Linked DNA regions of Mus musculus: region 1 is linked to region 2. The links are chromatin loops, found by intact Hi-C in ENCODE. Cell type or tissue: heart. All regions are shown on one strand. Each heading gives the region's core, and the rest is flanking DNA. Links, peaks and the distances in the headings are about the cores only.

The links. A loop is a pair of places that touch in the nucleus more often than their neighbours do. Peaks named below come from ENCODE experiments on the same cell type or tissue, not always from the same donor. Only the 100,000 strongest peaks of a DNase experiment are listed, where the experiment ranks them.
Region 1: it touches region 2 in a loop (2.2-fold over the local background); 1 of 42 quality-filtered maps calls a loop at or near these places.

Annotation. Positions count from the first base shown.
Region 1 is chr16:15,989,604-15,996,003 of GRCm38, forward strand. All of the region lies in intron 8 of Spidr (scaffolding protein involved in DNA repair), which reads right to left. Among named protein-coding and RNA genes, the nearest start is that of Cebpd, 110 kb to the left of the region's middle. In heart, for the core only: no CTCF peak of the experiment used is centred there; a DNase peak (open chromatin) is centred at 2,668; H3K27ac peaks cover 2,095 bases.
Region 2 is chr16:16,101,223-16,107,622 of GRCm38, forward strand. The region is part of intron 5 of Spidr (scaffolding protein involved in DNA repair); the gene reads right to left. Among named protein-coding and RNA genes, the nearest start is that of Spidr, 42 kb to the right of the region's middle. In heart, for the core only: a CTCF peak has its summit at 3,253 (motif pointing left); a DNase peak (open chromatin) is centred at 3,239.

The sequences.
Region 1 (6,400 bases), core at 744-5,743, 110 kb before region 2:
TACCAGCTGAATGACAAACTTATCAATACTTTCAGGTTCTGGCAATTTAGGAAATTGGTATTAGAGTCAGGCCTTTCTAGGTATTATGGCAGAAGGTGCAATGAGACCTACCCTTTATATACAAGCAAAGATATGACTTGCACTTAGAGGCAGGAGCCAGCACACCAGTCTGAGTAGTCAGGTAGGTCACCCATGGGGTACAAAGGAGAAGAGAACAACAGTTGTGTTGTTATGTAAGACAGAGAGAGTAAGAGACTTTGAAACAGCTAGTCCTAAACAGAATGTCTTTAACCAGCCACCCTTCTCCCCATGACAAAGCTCAGGGAGCTATGGTGAAGAGGAGGTGGAAAGGTTCTCAGAGCCAGAGCAGATGGATGACACTGAGGAAACCAAGTCTGTGGACACAATAGGACTAATGCACATTTGAAGACCCAGACTGTGGTATAATGCACAGGGCCTGCACAGGTTCAAATCACATGTGGTGCCAGCACTGAGAGCAGGAAGTGGATACAATTACTCATCCCTACCTAAGAAGCTGTCTCCTACTGATGTCCACATGCAAAGAAAAACTAGTTTTCTCCAATAGCATATCACTGGGGATATTAACCACATATAAGGGCAGGCCCCATGTCCAGCAGTAGATGGCCACCACACAGGAAACCCAATGGTGTTTCTGTAAACTTTCTGTCTCACTACTTTGGACACTTTCTGTCTGATTGGTCTTTTGATCATACATTATGATTTCCAATTTTGTATTTTATAGCTTTTTAAATATTTTTGTGTGTATGCTTATGTTTTGTGCTTTCTCTTTGTTGTTTATTATTTTAAACTGTTTTGTTTGCCTGTTTGTTTCTTAAAGAGAAAGATGCTATGGAGCTAGGTAGGTAGGAAGGAGGGGAGAAGCTGGAAAAACTTGAGAGAGGAAAAACTGTGATCATAATATATTGTATGAAAATATTTTATTTCTAACAAAAAAATAAAAAAACTTGTTGACCAAATCCTAATGAACTATACAAAAGTATACACTTAAACACATGCCTAGCAACTTTGGCCAATTTTAAACTAACAGAAAACCCATCTCAAGCAATAGTCTGTCCTCTACACCCACCCTTACTTCCAAAAATAAAACAGAATTAGAACCACATATTTTGTTTTGTTTAGCCAAGAACTCTAAGAAAATCTCCAAAAGCCATGCTGCCAATGGATGAGGATACATGACATTACTGGCATGCACTTTTCCACATTTCTGACAACTTTTACTAGTGACTCAGCCTCTGTACAACAGGAAGTACTCAAATGGGTTTATACCTAACTTGAGAATTATTGTTTATGTGATAGTCAAAGGGAACTATGCAGCATATTTTTAAAGGGCTTAATATTTTATTTCTAAAATGCAGAAAAACAAGTTGAGAGTATCTAAACTTATACACAGCTTTTTAGAAAGTAGGAGACAGGAAAAAGACAACTTGAGTTTAAAGTTTAAGTCAGGAAGTGACACTCTGTTTCGTGTCTCTGTTCAGGAGCTGCCTACATGCACAGGCTGCACCAGGCTCTTTAACGTCTTAATGTTGTTTTGGGTGTCTACTTGGAACACTAGATTAAGGACCAGAAATGACACTGGGAACCCAATCCCCTAAGGACAAATACTCTACAGCAGACAGTAGAATGGTTTTCTTCTCCCAGTGGACAGCCAAACAGCACAAAATTCACTAGTAGATTGCAGTTTTGTTTCAAAAGTAACTTTTCAGATTAACAAGCTTCAAAACTGCTTGCATACTGTCTACAGCTCAGTTCATCAGGGTTCTTGATGCACAGCAGGAAAGATGCTTTTTCCTTAATTATTTTCTATCTTTCTCTCTCTCTCTGCCTCTCTTTGTCTCCCTGTCTCTGTCTCTGTCTCTCTCTGTTTCTCTCTGTCTCTGTTTGTGTGTGGTGGGAAAGGTCTCACTATATAGCCTTGGCAAGACTAGTACGTGCTATATAAACCAGGCTTAGCGATCTGCCCGTCTCTGCCACACCCCACAGCAGCGCTTCAATTAAAGGTGTGCATTATCACTCTATCACTCTCAGCAGTCCCTCTCTCTCCCCTCTCCCCCTCCCCTACATATGCACAAACATATACGTGTGTGTATTTTTTATTTTTCGAGATTATACATAATGTATAATTCTCCCCTTCTCCCTCCAAACGTTCCCATATACCCTCTTTGCTCTTTTTTTCGTTAATTGTTGTTACTGTGTGAAAAATCACCCCACATCAAATAAACTCTTTCAACAGATGAAGACCATTACAGAAACCACAACCAATCAAACTACAGAGATATTGTAAACCAGTCCCCTTAAATCTTAAAAAGTTTCAAGATTTTTCAAGCAAAAACCCTGACAGTTCAGCTATTAAAGTAATTAATAAACTCAGTGTTTCAGGAGCTTCAAAATCTAAGACATCTGGTTGCAATTACTAATTTGGTTTAGAATAAAAATACCTCTCAAACAACAATAGTTTCATTATAACCAGTTCTCTCTCTTCTTCTGCCTCTCTCTTTCTCTCCCCCCTTTTCTTTCTTTTTGGAACTGTACTCCTTCCTTGCTGGAAGCCACTACACCACTGCCAGGAAGAAGAATGCAAAGCATTCCCAGGAGCTGAGGCTGTGATGTCAGAGCTGCATTCCACTCCTTCCCAGTCAGGCCTTTTGGGAAGCTCTGGCCTTCAGCTAAACCCCCGAGAAGAGATAGCTAAGGCCTTCATTAAATCACACAGAGAACCTCTGTGCTGTGTTTTAGTGCTGGCCATGATCAAAGCAAGGGACAGAACTTCTTTCAAAGTGAAAAACAACAGCAACAAACTTTGCATAGAAGAAAGGAAAGAGGAAAGAAAAAGGAAAAGAAGAAGGTAGTGCATGAGGAAAAAGAAAAGAGGAAGAAAGGGTGTTGGAAGGAACACATGCCATTTTTTGTGTGTGTGCCTATTTAGTGAGCAACCTACAAGCTATCATCATGACTAACTTCATCAGCAAGCTCTGGGTGTGACTTAGTCTCAATAATAAAGTAGAAGAGTGACTTCGTATGGCCTCCAACATTAATAATATAGGGCATCTAGCTGCATATGCACATACACATATACATTTGTGCCTGTTAGCTCCCAGGGACCTAGCAATGGCTTATGTCATCACCTGCCTAGGCCAGGGGCATGCAGTCTATAAAAAGGACTGCTCACTACCCCAGTTCTTTCTCTCTGTTCCCATGTGTATCATCTCTGCCCCACCCCCCATCCTCTGTGTATGTGTGTATGTGTGTGTGTGTGTGTGTGTGTATGTATGTGTGTATGTATGTGTGTGTGTGTCTCCCTTTCTTCACTTTTCTGTCCTTCTCTGTCCCTTCTTCTCTGACTTCATGGTTCTGCCGTCCTCTGCCTAACTCTACCCATTCTTTAGGCCTGGACTGTTGTGTTTTATAAAACAGAACAAGATGCCAGGAGTATGTTTGGTGGAGGCACCATATGGTGTGGGGGAATGGGTGCCTCTGCAGGCCCATGCTGAGATATCCCTACCCCCTGAGGTACCAGTCAGAGGTATACTATACAATACAGTTTATTTAGGACATGAAGAGGGGAGGAGAGGGGATGAGGGGAGAGATAAGGGGAAGGAGAACATGTGGGGAGGGAATGGGGAGAGAAGGGACAGAGAAGGAAGAGGGGAAGAGAGGAAGAGCAATAGAGTGAGGGGGCAAGCAGCCCCTTTTATACTGTCAGGCATACCTGACTGTTGCCAGGTAACTATGGGGTAGAGCCCAGAAGGACTGCCAACAGGGACTCCCATTCCTTCCCTCAAATAAACCCCCTTTATATGAGATCTGTTCCATGGTGTGATTTCTTAGGGGGACACCTTGGCAGGGACACACCAGGTACCCCCTCATGGTATTATACTTCATAACAGTGCCTAAGGACATTCAAAACAAAAACAAAAACATCATCCATTGGAATGAGGAAAATGAAAACAAAATGGATTCTTCTTCAAGTTAAAAAATTGGAAATTGTACTTCAAGTCAAAATGTGAGTTTTACTTCCATGGCAGATAAATCTTACTTAAAACTAATCACATTTGGAATACTACTCACTACTTATTTAACTAGTCTGTATTAAAAAAATAAATTATCAATGGGGATGTAGCTCAGTTGGTGGAGTGTTTCCTATCACCCATGGGGTCCTAAGGTTTGATCCTCAGCACCAAATAAATCCAGGAATGGTGGCACATGACTGTAATCCCAGCACTCAGAGGTGGAAACAGGTGGATCAGAAGTTCAAGGTCATTCTTAGGCTGCCACATTTAAATCAAGGCCCCAGAGGGTTGGTAGAATACAATGTGCAATGGAATTTTTACCAGAATCTGGTGTTGCTCCAACCTCGGTCCTGCTGCCACCTACCCAAGACTTGATCACTCAGGGATCCCACCTCCCAACTAACAGTTTCACCTGCCTCCCAAACTGAACTTCATGTGGACATTCTTCTAGGAAGAATCACAGAAAGCCAAACAACCAGAGATGAAGAGATGACTCCGTGTTGCTACTTCAGAGGACCTGAGGTTAATTTCCAACATCTATGTGGGGTAGCTCACAACTACCTGTAACTCAAGTTCCAGGGGATGTGATATCCTCTTATGGCTTTTCTGGGTACATGCCCATATATACCACACCCTCCCTCCTACACACACACACACACACACACACACTAAAATAAAATAAAATAAAAACTACACAGCAATTTTAGGATCTCTGGTGAGTGGAAAACAACTTCTGTCCCAATCCAATCTCACGGGAGCTGAGACAGCATTAGGGAAGCAGAAAACCCAGCCTGACCAGGGTCACAAGTCCCTTCCAGTCTGCGCCAGCACGGGGTCACCTGAGGACGGAGTCGGCGGACACCCCCAAGGTCCCTAGAGGACAGCTTCTGAGGCAGACCCTGTTTCGGGCTCCAGACATCCGATCACATTCCCTGCCAGAGCAGAGGTGTTAGCCCCTCCCGGGAGGGCTTTGCCGGAGCACCTGGGGGATCATTCCGAGACTATTCTGCGCAGGTGAGATTGTGGAAAACAGAAGCTAACATCTTCTGGGACAGGCCAAAGTGACACAGCTTCTGGGACAGGCCCTGTTTCAGGAATTCATCTTCTGCCAGAAGGCAGGTCCGAACACCAGATATCTGTGCACCTTCCCTGAAAGAGGAGAGCTTGCCTGCAGAGAGTGCCCTGACCACTGAAACTCAGGAAAGAACTAGTCTACCAGGTCTGCTGATAGAGGCTAACAGAATCAAAGGAGGAACAAGCTCTAATCAGTGTCAACTTTAACAAATAACTCCAGAGATTACCAGATGGCGAAAGGTAAACTTAAGAATCTTACTAACAGAAACCAAGACACTCACCATCATCAGAATGCAGCACTCCCAACTCACCCAGTCATGGGCATCCCAACACACTCGAAAAGCTAGACTCGGATTTAAAAGCATATCTCATGATGATGGTAGAGGTCATCAAGAAGGGCTTTAATAACTCACTTAAAGAAATACAGGAGATCACTGCTAAAGAGTTACAAGTCCTTAAAGAAAAACAGGAAAACACAACCAAACAGGTAGAAGTCCTTAAAGAAAAACAGGAAAACATATCCAAACAGGTGATGGAAATGAACAAAACCATACTAGACCTAAAAAGGGAAGTAGACACAATAAAGAAAACCCAAAGTAAGGCAACGCTGGAGATAGAAACCCTAGGAAAGAAATCTAGAACCATAGATGACAGCATCAGCAACAGAATACAAGAGATAGAAGAGAGAATCTGAGGTGAAGAAGATTCCATAGAGAACATTGGCACAACAATCAAAGAAAATGCAAAATCCTAACTCAAAACATCCAGGAAATCCAGGACACAATGAGAAGACCAAACCTACGGATAATAGGAGTAGATGAGAATGAAGATTCAACTTACAGGGCCAACAAATATCTTCAACAAAATTATAGAAGAAAACTTCCCAAACCTAAAGAAAGAGATGCCCTTGAACATACAAGAAGCCTTCAGAACTCCCAATAGACTGAACCAGAAAAGAAATTCCTCAGGACACATAATAATCAGAACAACAAATGCACTAAATAAAGATAGAATATTAAAAGCAGCAAGGGAAAAAGGTCAAGTAACATAAAGGCAAGCCTATCAGAATTACACCAGACTTTTCATCAGAGACTATGAAAGCCAGAAGATCCTGGACAGATGTTATACAGACACTAAGAGAAGACCAATGCCAGCCAAGGCTACTATACCCAGCCAAACTCTCAATTACCATAGATGGAGAAACCAAAGTATTCCATGACAACCAAATTCACACATTATTTTCCACGAATCCAGCCCTTCAAAGGATAATAACA
Region 2 (6,400 bases), core at 627-5,626:
GACCTACACAGAGAAACCCTATCTCAAAAACAAACAAACAAATAAACAAAACAGATGCACGAAAGGATGTGAAGAAAGAAAAACACTTCTCTACTCATGGTGGGACTGCAAGCTGATACAATCACTCTGGAAATCAGTTTGGTGGTTCCTCAGAAAACTGGACATAGTACTACCGGAAGATCCAGCAATATCACTCCTGGGCATATACCCAGAAGATGTTACAACATGTAATAAGGACATATGCTCCACAATGTTCATAGCAGCCTCATTTATAATAGCCAGAAGCTGGAAATAACCAAGATATTCCTTAACAGAAGAAAGGATGCATAAAATATGGTACATTTACACAAAGGAATACTACTCAGCTATTTAAAACAATGACTTCATGAAATTCTTAGGCAAGTGGATGGAACTACAAAATATCATCCTTAGTGAGGTAACCCAATCACAAAAGAACATACATGGTATACACTCACTGAGAAGTGGATATTAGCCCAAAAGCTCGGAATATCCAAGATATAATTCAGATCAAATGAAACTCAAGAAGGAAGACCAAAGTGTGGGTACTTCAGTCCTTCTTAGAAGGGGGAACAGAATACCATGGGAGGAGATACAGAGAGCAGAGACTGAAGGAAAGACCATCCAGAGACTGCCCCACCTGGGGATCCATCCCATATACAGTCACCAAACCAAGACACTATTGTGGATGCCAACAAGTGCTTGCTAACAGGAGCCTGATATAGCTGTCTCCTGAGAGAATCTGTCAGCGCCTGACAAATACAGAGGTGGAAACTCTTAGCCAACCATTTGACTGAGCACAAGGTCCCCAATAGAGGAGCTAGAGAAAGGACGAAGGAGCTGAAGGAGCTTGTAGCCCCATAGGAGAAACAATGTGAACCAACCAGTAGTATCCCCAGAGCTCCCAGGGACTAAATCACCAAACAAAGAGTACACATGTAGGGACCTATGGCTCCAGCTGCATACGTAACAGAGGGTGGGTGGCCCTGTTGGACATCAATGGGAGGAGAGACTTGGTCTTGTGAAGGTTCAATGCCCCAGTGTAAGGGAATGCCAGGAAAGGGAAACGGGAGCGGTTGGGTTGGTGAGCAGGGGGAGAGGGATGGGATAGGGGATTTTCAGAGGGGAAACCATTAAAGGGGATGACATTTGAAATGTAAATAAAGAAAATATCTAATTAAAAAAAGGAAAAAAACAGAAGTAAAAAATGTTAATACCAATTATCTCTATCCAAAGACCTCACAAAATATTGTAATTATGTGCTATTTTAAAACTTAGTGGGATGTGCATATATACAAATCTCATATCCTAAATTCCTAAGTGTAAATATCATCAAGACTAAAGACACAACAAGAAACACATTTTATGCAAATAAATTGCAATTGCGCACGCGTGTGTGCGCGCGCGCGCGCGCACACACACACACACACACACACACTCACGCAAATTCCTTTGGAAGTATCACAATGATCAGGTAAATAATCTTGAGTTGAGAAACAAATTCTAACTAGATATGCCAATGCCATTCCATGCTTAAAACAATTTACAGGGAACGACAATATGACTTTACATCTTAATCTTCTATTCACACTATTGCTATGAGGATGATTAAAAATTTTAGCCTTAAGGAAACCTGGTGTTATACAGTGTCTCCTGACACTGCTGGAAATTGGGTCACTAGGAAACCACTGTAAATTTATTATATCTAAAAGAGAGAGGGAAAGCTAAGTTGTTGCCTTTTTAGTTCTTGTTGTTGTTGTTGTTGTTATTGTTGTTGTTGCTGTTGCTGCTGCTGCTGCTGCAGTTGCTGCTGCTGCAGTTGCTGCTGCTACTGCTACTGTTGTTTTCCAAGAGAGGATCCCTCTAAGTCCAGGCTAACCACAAACTAACACTGTGTCTCAGGCTTGCCTTTAATCTGTGATACTCCTGCCTCAGCATCCTAAATGCTAGGATTACAATCATATGCCACTGATCACAACTTGATGAAAATATAAGCTATGAAATAAGAAAGGTATGTGGAATAATTGTGCCCTTCCCCCAGCCTTGAATAGGCTAAACAAACTTCAGCTGGTTTAACAATGCAGCTGGAGTCAGGGCCTGGCCTTGCCACATTTGCATTTCCTATGGAGCCTTAAGGAGCTGACCACTTACTGAGTTTACTTTGCAACTCAATCTAGCTGAAACAAAGCAACAGAATCCAGCTGAAACAAAGGGATTGGTTTTTGGCTTTTGCCTATAAAAACTCAGAGCTGAAATTTTGAGCCATGATAAGAAATCTTTGTCTTGGCTTCATTCTTTTCTCGCCCGCAGTGCTATTTCATTCCCAGCCTTCCTTTCAAGTGTACCCAGTTCTCCATGGCTGCTGGACAGCTACAGATAATTAATGGGGGGGTGGGGGAGGGAGGGAGGAGGAGAGAGAGGCAGAGAGAAAGGAAGAGGGAGAGAGAGAGAGAGAGAGAGAGAGAGAGAGAGAGAGAGAGAGAGAGAGAGAACGCGAGAGGAAGCTAAATAGCAAATAAATAGAAATTACTTTTTTAGGACCCGAACACACACAAACCTGCTGTAATAACAAATAAACATATCTTCTTCAGTTCTCTTTACTATTTTCTGACTTTCATGAAGCATTAAAATATTACATCGTTGCTGGGCGTGGTGACGCAGGCCTTTAATCCCAGCACTCGGGTGGCAGAGGCAGGCGGATTTCTGAGTTCGAGGCCAGCCTGGTCTACAAAGTGAGTTCCAGGACAGCCAGGGATACACAGAGAAACCCTGTCTCAAAACAAAACAAAACAAAACAAAAAAAGAAAGGAAAAGAAATTACATCGTTAACATACATAAAGTCTTTCCTTTCTATTCCCTTGTCTAAATTTTTTCAGAACTCTAATTTCAGATTTTAGGCTGTTTTTCTTATATGTGAAACTCAAAGCATTTATTTACAGAAATGGTTTATTGTACACAGGTTAGCTTAGGAACAGGGAGGGGCCCCAGTGGCATGGGCAGAGGAAGACACCCAGAGACCAGCAACATGGTCTTCCTGCAGTGGGAGCCACTACAAAGTATAAGTATGTGGTAGGCAGATGGGTGAACGGAGCACAAGAGTAGAGCTGTCTCTAGTCCTATGGTTGAAGATGAGCTGTTCAGGGGCATGAGAACCTAAGAGCTTACTCTGCCCCTTGTCATTGGCAGCACTGTGTGAACTCGCTCAAGTAATGCTGGACAGCTCCCCCTAGTGGTACAGATGCAGGAGAGCTGTCAAGCTGAGGAAGTCACCTACCACCAATGCCCAGATCCAGGGCTTTGAGTTAGCCTACTCCAGCATCTACCTCATAGATGAACTGCTAGAGTGTGTGAATAAGCTAGTCCTACTGATCCAAAGCTGCAGGAACTCACAACCCAGGGCAATAACAAGATATCTAAGAGGAGTGCCAGTGAAGATCCAATACTGATAGTGTCCAGTACTGATAGCCTCCAAGCAGACCAATGATTCAATGAAATAAACATCTGCAAGCAAAAACATGTGGACAGAAGTGTATATTGTGGGACACACTGTAACACACTACAGTGTCCATGACAAGATGTTTTCTAAACTTTGTTTTCTTTTGTTTATATTTTATTTTTGTTTTGTTTTTCTTTAGGAGGAGGTGACAAGGGCAGAGGGTAAGTACAAAGGGACTGAGAGATGAGTGGGGTTGGAGTGCATGATGTGAAACTCAGAAAGAACCAATAAAAAGTTTTTTAAAGATCCATTGGATTTTCCTTCTAAAAATGTTCAATAAAAAAAACTAAATATTATACACAAATGAAAGTAAAGGCAGTCTTGTTTCATTGTATAATAATGTAACCCACTACCACAAAAAAATGATAGAAGTAAAAACACAAGACAAGTGAGAAATTTGATTCAAGCAAATATGTTTTTTTCCCCAATCGTCTGACACCCATTACTCTGCTCTCCATGGGCAGAATCTGGCAGGCCTCTCAAGTAAACCAAAGGAAAGATATCCACCAGACAGAATGCTGCATACAGCCTCCCACAAAGGCCAAACAAGTATAGCAAGTTCTAACAGGTACCTTAAAAGTGAGGACACAGTGGAATGATTTTCCCTCCATGAGAGCCAAATACCACAGTGTGCCAAAACCTAGATGTAAGGTTTTCCTACGCAAGTAGATGATGACAAGCAAGCTAGCAAAGTAAGTTATCTGTTCCCTTATAGACCTAAATAGTAAATTCAGACTGCCCTTTATTGCTTTCTCTTAAATATTACTCCTTTAAGAAAATCTTACATGAGTTAGACAGTTAGTAAAACTGTCTAGATGACCACCACAAATGACCCTAACAAGCAAAGTTATTTGGGGCATATTTCTATTATTTGAGATATGGCCAAGTAAATCTCACATGCAAAATAAACACAGTGATATTCATTTCAACAGAGTTACTCTGGAAACTGAATGAGGGAACACTGTGCAAAAGAGTCTATAGTACCCAACATATTATATAACACATTGGGTATATACATACAAATGAAAGCTGTAACTACTGTGTAGTTCCAGACCATAGTCTACACCTACAACTTATATGGAAGGATATAGAGAGTAAAAGATTTACTGGGGGCAGGGGGAGGCTATAGGGGACTTTTGGGATAGCATTTGAATTGTAAATGAAGAAAATATCTAATAAAAAATGTTTAAAAAAAAGATTTAATGGGAAGATAGGTTTCTTCAAATATCACTGACGTCTTGATACCCAGTTTATATAACCCATGTAGAAAAAAATCAAAATCGTTCCAAAGGAAAAGTTCTATATCACTTTTAAACAATGGGTTGGTTTTAAATACTTAATGTATTTATCAAATTATAATATATAAAATACATATTTAGGTTTATTTGCTTCATGTATATGTGCATATATTGTGTGTGTAACAAAAAAAAAATGTTAACAGAAAAAACTCTCCATCATAAAGCATTGAACTCTGCTTTGCAGTCATTAACAAGGTGATAATTCTGGTTAAGAAGAGATGAATTTCTTCCAGAAAGAAATCAATAAATAAAAAATGATAAATTGTAGATATTAACCACACTAGCACACATGCATGCATGTGCCCCCCCCCACACACAAACAAACAAACAAAGCACATATTCCAACTCTAAGGTAAGCCTCTTTTATTTTTATTTTTTTTTTCCACTTTCATTATCAGAAACTTCCTAGTTAGGTTAAAAACTGGCTTAAATAGAAAAAAATAAAAGGTAACCTTCTGAGGATCTGGTGTACTACTTATAATAACCCATATATGCAAAATAAATATTCTTAAAGAACATTTGTGTAACATGTGTCATTTATATGTCTACCCTTGAGCTTTTTTACTTGTGTTTCTAATGTAAAAGAGACAGAATGGTAGAGTGGGGAGGGGGAACAAAGGGAAAACATTTCATTACACTGAAAGAATAAATAAAATACTGAAAGATGGACATAGTATGTTAGACATATACTTCTTACCAAATACTGTTTTTCTTGTTCCTAACTTAATTTTTCAAATTTTGAAATAGAGCAAAACACTTTCTGAGTAGATTTCGTTTAATGTTATAAAATAATACCTCAAATGGCAAGTCAGTATAGTGTGTGGTAGAGTTAATTTACTTTTTATTTTTAATTATGTCTGTTTGTATATGGGTTTTCTGAACATGCAGGCTTGCTAAGACCCTACAGCTGAAATTATAGGTGATTGTGAGCCACCAGACCTGTGTACTAAAGACTAAGCTGGAGTCCTCTGCAAGAGCAGAAAGTGCTCTTAACTCTGAGCATCTTTCTAGCACCTACAGTAAATTGTAATTCAGCAATGGTTAAACCAATTTGAGCATGCTAAGTCACGTAACCAAGAATGTAAGCAACAAGCCCTCTACCAGAGCCATACAAGAAGAAAAAATTGTAATCATGAAAATCAAACATACTAATAAGCTTGTTTTAAAACGATTCATTCCCTAGACTACCTCACATGTAAAAGCAAGAGGAGCATTCCCAACTATATCAGAATAAGTACTGGAACTTATTGGAATAACCCTAATCCTGACTGTGAAGAAGTCAGATGTCTTCACCAATTAACAACTCAGCAGAACACTATGTCACTGGCACAAGTGCACACACATAAAAAGTTGCATGTTGAAGTTTGGTCTGTTGCTGTGTATTGTAATACTAAATATTGGCTCTGGTTGCTTCAAGGACAAGGAGATTCTCATGTATACCACAAGATGATATGCAACCTTGCTCCTTAGTTTAAAACTACTGGTTGAATAAAGATGCCTGTAGCCTGTAGCTGGGCAGAAGAGTGTAAGGCAGAGCTTCGGTTCCCAGACTTGAGTTCTGAGGCAGAGACCCTAGGGAAGGAGAGAG